Linked DNA regions of Mus musculus: all the other regions are linked to region 3. A link is a loop called in an ENCODE intact Hi-C map of the cell type or tissue named here. Cell type or tissue: left cerebral cortex. All regions are shown on one strand.

Region 1 (2,500 bases), 710 kb after region 3:
CCCCATCCCATAGCTTAAGCTGCCCCACCCCACAGTTTAGGCTGCCCCACCCCTCAGCTATGTTGGCCCCACCTCTCAACTGGATCTCACAGTGCCCTAAGATACTGAGCTTCTCTGTGGCTAAATTGTGACCCCTGGATCCACCTATCAAAATAACCTAGTATTAGAGGGAGTGGTTGCCTGTGACCTCTATTCTATAACAGTATACAAAGTGCTTGGCTGTCAAGGAGTGAAGACTCTGCCAACTCCACCCCTGCTGACACAGCAAACAGAAGTTACTATAAAGTGTCCACTATGCCATTCCCTCCACGCTCAAATTAAGAATGAAAATAAGTGTGCACAGTCATGATTTTAATTGTTTAATTCAGAAAAAGTATATGTAAATATTTACAAATCAATCCTTCTTAGCCTACATATCAAAAATAAAGTGTTAAAGCAGTAGACATATGATTAGGGACTAGTCCATGAGTGAAATGGGGAATAATGCCTTTTAATCTTATACACAGGATCTCAGAGAAAGTGGAGGGGCCAGGCTATGCACATTCTGAACAATGGCTTCCTCTCTCCTCATTGTCTTGACTCTTTTCAAAGCTGTCATCTGTTTACTCTATTCCTACTCTCATCCTAACAACCAATGAGGAGAGGGCTTGTTCAGAGGTGTGCCCCCACTCAAGCATGCTGCTCCTAAATTATCCAGGTACAAACGAAAAAATCAACTTGTTGATGCTATATGTTTATTAGTCATCGTAAAAGTCCTGCTCTCTCAAGGACGAGCTATTGGAGACAATGACTGATTGATGCGTCTGATTTCACAAGACTGAGCATGTGAGTGTGTGTGTATGGGGGGGAAGTGATGGGGTGGATAGTGAAGGGGGTGTTGTGGCAGACTCTTACGAATGAATGGGGTTAGCTGTGTGGTGAGAAACACAGGGAACTCCTGTACATGGGAAGAGGAGGCTGAGGACCAAGAACTCAGTATATCGTTCTTTGCTATACAGTGACTTCTAGGCGAGTCTGGGCCACGTGGGACCATGTTCCAATACAACAAACAAACAAACTGCACAAAGAGCCAAAATACTTTAGTAGAATTCTCATTATAAAGTAATTAAATACACACGAGACGCATATTTGTGGTTAAAAAAGAGAAAATAAATCTTGAGAGTAAAGAAAATTTTATTTCGTCTCTCATCATAAGGTGCTGCATATGAGTATTTAAGTCTGAGAACGGAGGGAACAATGATGGAAGAAATTAATAGCTTCTAAATGAGGCAACTTCCTTTTATTCTCAACAGCTGCTCATTTTTACTTATTGTGCACATCTTTACCCAAAATGACAAAAGTAAAATTATTCTTTAGGAAGTTAATCACACGTGTCTCATTATTTCAAATAAAATGTTCTAAAAGCCCAGAGTCTTTGTACTTGGGGACTCATCTCTGCAAAGCACTCCTTGAATAACGTCAGCGAGGACTATGGCGCCACCTGGTGGTACGAAGCAGTATCGCTTTTAATCGTCAGGAGCATTTTTCTAGCTCATTGGGATCCTGATGAGGAATTGTAAAGAAACACTGGGTATTCTTAAACATATATTAACTTTATACTACTACATACATACTTTGTTCAGTTTTAATCCATTCACAACATTGCATAATGCCAAATTAATACAAAGTATTAGTGAGTGGAGAGTAATATTGCATTAACCTCACATTTTATTGTTTTAATTGATTTTTATCTTTTTTTTTTTTTTACTGTCCAGTTACTACTGACACTATAATATGCTTAAAGATAGGAGCTTTGCATGGCTGCCCTCTGAGAGACCCAACAAGCAGCTGAAGTTAGACATAGACTTATACCCAACCAATGGTCAGAAGCCCGGGATCCCTGTGGTTGAATTAGGGAAAGGCTGGGAGGAGCTGAGGAGGAGGGGGTAACTCCATAGGAAGACCCAAGTCTCAATAAAGTCACATTTAAAATTCCTAGGTTAATTGTAATTGATTTTAAATTTGTACTGCTTTCAAGAGAAAAAAAAAAGTTACAATCTAGGGTATGGCATTGTAAGATGTGTGTGTGTGTGTGTGTGTGTGTGTGTGTGTGTGTGTGTGTGTGTACTTGGGCATGCCTTCCTTTGGAGTCTGACCTGTGGACGGACATGGGGATTGCACTGAGGGTTTTCATACATGTTGACTAGGATTTTAAAGTACACATGGTGGGGGGGGGGGGGAACCAGGGCTCCAGCTGGATATGTAGCAGAGGATAGCCTTGTCAGGCATCAATGGGAGGGGAGCCCCTTGGTCCTGTGGAGGCTCGATGACTCAGCGATGACTCAGCGTAAGGGAATGCAAGGGCACTGAGGCAGGAGTGGATGGATGGGTGAGTGAGCACTCTCATAGAGGCAGGGGGTACACAGGAGGGGATAAGGGGTTTGTGGAGGGGAAACTGGGAAGGAGGATAACGTTTGAAATGTAAATAAATAAAAAACCAATAAATATATTTAAAAGAATT
Region 2 (2,500 bases), 700 kb after region 3:
AGTATAAAGTTCATGAATAATCTAAATTATGCAAATTCAACAGCATTAGTATTCATTGGAATTTAGAGATGGCCATGCCATGCCTGAGGAAACTGAAGACAAATGAATGGGAAAGTAGACAGCTCTAGTCATTGGGTGGTATAGCTGCTTGGACATGTGCACATGTGCGAGCATGTCCATTCATGTCAATGTGTGTAAACTTTATTTACTCTCTCTTCATTCTGGGAAAGGGATTCTTTCTAATTTCTGCTTGAGACACTTCTTGCACTCTGAAAAGTTAAGAGTGGAGCCAGCAGCATTATCTTTCATGAAGTCAGAGTGATGATTACAGATGTTGTTTTCTCAATGCCACCTCACCAAGGGTAGTCCAATCATCACAATAGAATCATCTTGCTATAATGACTAATATAGTTATTAATACTACTAGTAACTACTGCTTGATCTTCAGCATTAGAAACTTCTTCCAGAATCTTCCAAAATAATGGTGAAAAGGGAACAACTTCTTCTTGTACTTCTTGTTCTCATTCTTGTTCTTGTTCTTCTTGTTCTCGTCCTCATCTTCTTCCTCTTCCTCTTTCTCCTCCTTCTCCTTCTCCTTTTCCCTCTCCCTCTTCTGCTCCTCCTCCTTCTCCTTCTCCTCCTTTTCCCTCTCCCACTCCCTCTCCCCCTCCTTCTTCCCCTTCTTCTCCTTTTTCCCCTTCTGCTCCTTCTTCCCCTTCTTCTCCTTCTCCTTCTTCTTCATTTCTGCTGAGAGACTTGTAAGAATCAAAGCACAACCTGGGCTATTTTAGGATGGCACAGTGGGAAACGAAGGGGGCAGGTGGATCTCAACATTTTAACTTTCTGGTTCCATGTTCAGAAAGCTTTCTACAGTGTTTCTGAGTCAACTTACCTACTTTATATAAACAAGATTCATGTCTGAATTGAGTTTTCATGTTCAGATCCAAAATAGCTCCAGATAATATAGTTATTTTTAAAAGTGAAGATTAAAACATTCTATGTGAAATTTATCCCTGTCAAGGAAGAAGGAATTTTATAGTCCATTCACGTGGACTTGCATTGGGATGAACATTTCTTTCTACTCTTTCAGTTAGAGCTCATGTCCTAACAGCAGATGTGTAGGCACAGTTTTATTTGGTACTTGAGAAAAGGGAAATGTACGAGAAAGAGAATTCAGACAGCAACAAAATCATTTAGCCATCCTGTATGTATATGTTTTTATGTAATCAAAAGAAAATTTAGTCAAACATAATTCATTACAGCTTCTAAAGTACATTTTGTCAGTGATAACAGACCAAACAAAGACCGAGGCAAGACTAGATTCTTTCCATCTTAGTATAGTCACAGAAATCAAATAATTCTTAGCAGGTTCTGAACATGTGTGTGTGTGTGTGTGTGTGTGTGTGTGTGTGTGCATCTCTGGTGTATGTGATTATGCATGTGTGGATCTGTATGTGTCTATCTGTATTTATCTGTATGTTTGTTTGTATGTGTGTCTGTGTATTTATGTATGTAGTATATGTTAGGTTTTATCTTTTATCTATTCCTTCCAAAGAATTTGGCACATAATGATATTATATACTATTCTACAGGATATTTTGTGGCTTTAAAATATAAAATTGACACATACAGTATTAACATTTGTGCCTGAATTTTTAAAAAAATCTTCAAAGTTTCTCTGATAAAATTTGCCAAATGTATGAATCTTTTGGGCATATATAGATTCCCAGGGTAAGTCCAATATTAATATTGTTAGCAGAATTGGACTTTTGAGTTTTTAATATTTATGTAAAAAATAGTCAATCTCATGAAAATTATGAAAATGATAAATATTCTCTTTGAAATTCTAGTTGTGCTGGAAAGATAATATTTCATTTCTATTGAACATTTAAAATCACAGTAAAGCCAAGGTATATAATTTTTGATGATATAAAATTTTTCATTATTCATTTTTTATTTCTAACATTAAAAATTAACCATATTATGTCATTAAGACACTTATTGCATGGAAATAAATGACGTCACTGATTAGTTTAATATGTATTTCATCTTAAAGGGGGGTTGGAATGTAAATGTTTTATATTTTATTTATATTTTCTTGAGTAGAAGGAAGCTAGGCATTGCAGATTTTAGAGGTCCAGACAAAAGTCTGTCCAGTGAAATGGGAAATGAACCTTTCCAATGCTATTTCCTTCTCTGTGATGGCTGACCATCTCTTCACTTGTCACAGAAGCTTCAGCACATGTGGCAATAGAAATTCCTGTCCACCAGGGCCTGATTCTCTAGCCACAGGGTTCCTCAGAGTACCACAGAGTGCCACAGAGTATGGAGCTCTCTTTAACATGATGGCTGGCATGAAGATATTTTCTATAGAAAAGAGTTAGACATGTTTTTGACAGTATCTAAGATGCTAAACACTTTTCAATAATGAACTGCATACTTTAAATCAACTGAAGACCATATGTGTCATTCACTAGATCTCCAAGTCCTATGGTATCCC
Region 3 (2,500 bases):
GTAGCCGAGTAACTGTAGCACTCTGATTTCTCAAGAGCACCGCCATTTCCCATTCTAAGTGTAAGAAGTTGATGACTCTAATTTTTCACCATGCTTGCCAACATTTGTTGTTTTTACCCTTTCCGTGAGTAATGTGGTGTCTGACTCTTTCCCTAACGTCTCACAGTGGATGCTGCTGTTTTCTGTGCCGTTCGCATGCATCCTTTGGAGAAAATTATGCAGATTATTTGTCCATATCATATTTGTTTACATATGCCTTATTGATATATAAGAGAAAATGGTCTAAATGCACATCTTTCATTAAATATGCTAATACCAAATTTTCATCAGTTTACTATCTCTATGTTGTCTTTAATTAGTTAATTTACATCCCAATTGCTGCCCCCTCTCCCAGTGCCCCCTTCTAGAGCTTCTCCCCATCTCCCTTCTCTTTGGCTCTGAGAGGGTGGAGCCCCCCCTGGGGAGGATTAGGTTCATCATCTCCCACGGAGGCCAGACAAGGTAGCCCTCTGTTGCACATGGGGCAGGGGTCTCCTTACCTTTGAATGACAAAATTGTTGTCTTCTAGTAAAATCCTTTTAATCATTCATGTTTTTATCTCATGCTTTTGGTTTGGTGCAAGAAACCATTACTGAAAGATGAAAGTTTATGAAGGCTTCATATTCTTTCCTATGAAAATTTTATAGTTAAACCTATTATGTTTAGGCCCACGATCTATTTTCAGTTGATTTTTGCAAGTGGTGTGAGTAAGGAATCCTTTTCTTGTCTGAGAACTCAAATCTATTGATGGTGGACCTGCGTTATTTGTTACTTTATTCTATTTTTAAAAAGTTAAATAAAATGTTTTGGTCATGTTTTCTCCTCTCCCAACACATCTCAGATCCTCTCCATCTCCCTACACTCCCAACTTTATGGTCTTTCTCTTTCTTTCTTAAAAATTGAGTACACAAGCACCCCAGAAACTGAAAATCAAAACAATCAAAAGACCGATAAGAACACACACACACACACACAAGAGACAGAGAGAGAGAGGGAGAGAGAGAGAGAGAGAGAGAGAGAGAGAGAGAGAGAGAGAGAGAGTGACTATTCCTGGGAATGGTGATGGTGCCTGCCCTGGAGTGTGGTTGATATGTCCAGTTACATGCCATTGGAGAGAACTGGTTTTCCCTTAGTAGGCAATGATCAATTGCAAATTGTTTTACACTGATGGTTGAGACCCTGTAGCCATTTCTCCTTTGCTGGGGCCCCATCTGTCATGCATTCTTACACCAACAGAGCAGTGTCTTCATTTGCCTGTGCTGTAAATCTTAAAGTCAAGTAGAGAGAATCTTCCAAATTTGTTCTCTTTTTAAGACTGTTTGTTTATTCTGAGTCACTTGTATTTGCATATGAATTTTAGGACTCTCTTGTTATTTTCTCCAAAAATGCCAGCTGGGATTTTGATAGAGAATAAATTGGATATGTAGATGAATTCAAAGATGATTGCCATTTAAGCATCATTAACTCTTCTGATGCAGAGTTGTGAAATTTCTTTTCTTTTATTTAGGTTGTCTTTACTTTTTAAAATACTGTTGTATATTTAAGGTTTTTTTATGTGGGAGTTTTGGTCTTTTATTAAACTTATTATATTCTTTCTGATGTTTTGTAAATGAGTTTTTATTTTCTTAATTTCCCCTCTGCATGGTCCATTGCTAGTTTATGAGCTTATAATTGTCTTTTATTCTTAAACAGAGATCTAATTTTAGAAAACTTTCTGTTGATTCTTTTTGAGTTTCACATCCTGCACCCGGATTCTGTTCTTCTCCTCATTGCCTCATATTCTCCCTTTCCCCTAAAAATCTCCCCCCAAAGTAAACAACACACAAGCAAGTAGACAGCAACAAGTACAAAAGCATAGAACACATCTCACAGTAGAAGCTGTCGCATGCTGCAGGGGGCCCTACAGTCTATCCCTCTGGCCACACATTTCCACCTATAAATGCTCATTGCACTGAGTCACTGCTCTTGTTCCTGTTCTCTGGATTCTGTAACACCATCAATGTTGGATCTTCATCAGAACTCCTCCAAGTTATTCTGTTGTGGCCCTGTGTCATGGAGTTCCTGAAACTTGGGAACAGCTGGACCGGCATTTTCCTGGGTCCCAACCATTCACAAATGATATCGTTTTGGGGTGGGCCAACTAAGAGCCCTAAATCTGGGCCTAGGTGATAGCAGATCTGGTCGTCCTACCTGCTCTTCCTTATCCTAATCACCAGAGTGAGTGAGCTCTTCAGCACAGTTCTGGCTAGGCCACCCAGTGTCACCATCAGCAGGAACAAGGTCAGCTCTCCTGCCCACAGGGCCAGCTCACCTACACACAATGCCTTCAGAGTCAGCCTCACTGTGCTACCCAGGCAAGGAGCAGTGTCTACTCTCAGGGTTGCAGGGATGAGGGACTGGACTAGCTCTCCTGCTCTTACTTCCTTGGGGATGGCTCACCAGTGCCTTCTTCACTATTGGA

What was found. A loop is a pair of places that touch in the nucleus more often than their neighbours do. Peaks named below come from ENCODE experiments on the same cell type or tissue, not always from the same donor. Only the 100,000 strongest peaks of a DNase experiment are listed, where the experiment ranks them.
Region 1: a loop joins it to region 3, with 2.6 times the contacts of the local background. A loop is called at or near these places in 2 of 42 quality-filtered maps.
Region 2: a loop joins it to region 3, with 2.6 times the contacts of the local background. A loop is called at or near these places in 2 of 42 quality-filtered maps.

What each region holds. Positions count from the first base shown.
Region 1 is chr14:115,830,520-115,833,019 of GRCm38, reverse strand. All of the region lies in intron 7 of Gpc5 (glypican 5), which reads right to left. Among named protein-coding and RNA genes, the nearest start is that of 4930505G20Rik, 420 kb to the right of the region's middle. In left cerebral cortex, a CTCF peak has its summit at 1,488 (motif pointing left); DNase peaks (open chromatin) are centred at 920 and 1,484.
Region 2 is chr14:115,842,587-115,845,086 of GRCm38, reverse strand. The region is part of intron 7 of Gpc5 (glypican 5); the gene reads right to left. Among named protein-coding and RNA genes, the nearest start is that of 4930505G20Rik, 430 kb to the right of the region's middle. In left cerebral cortex, no CTCF peak of the experiment used is centred here; DNase peaks (open chromatin) are centred at 835 and 1,076.
Region 3 is chr14:116,542,752-116,545,251 of GRCm38, reverse strand. No RefSeq gene overlaps it. Among named protein-coding and RNA genes, the nearest start is that of Gm52093, 340 kb to the left of the region's middle. In left cerebral cortex, no CTCF peak of the experiment used is centred here; a DNase peak (open chromatin) is centred at 1,339.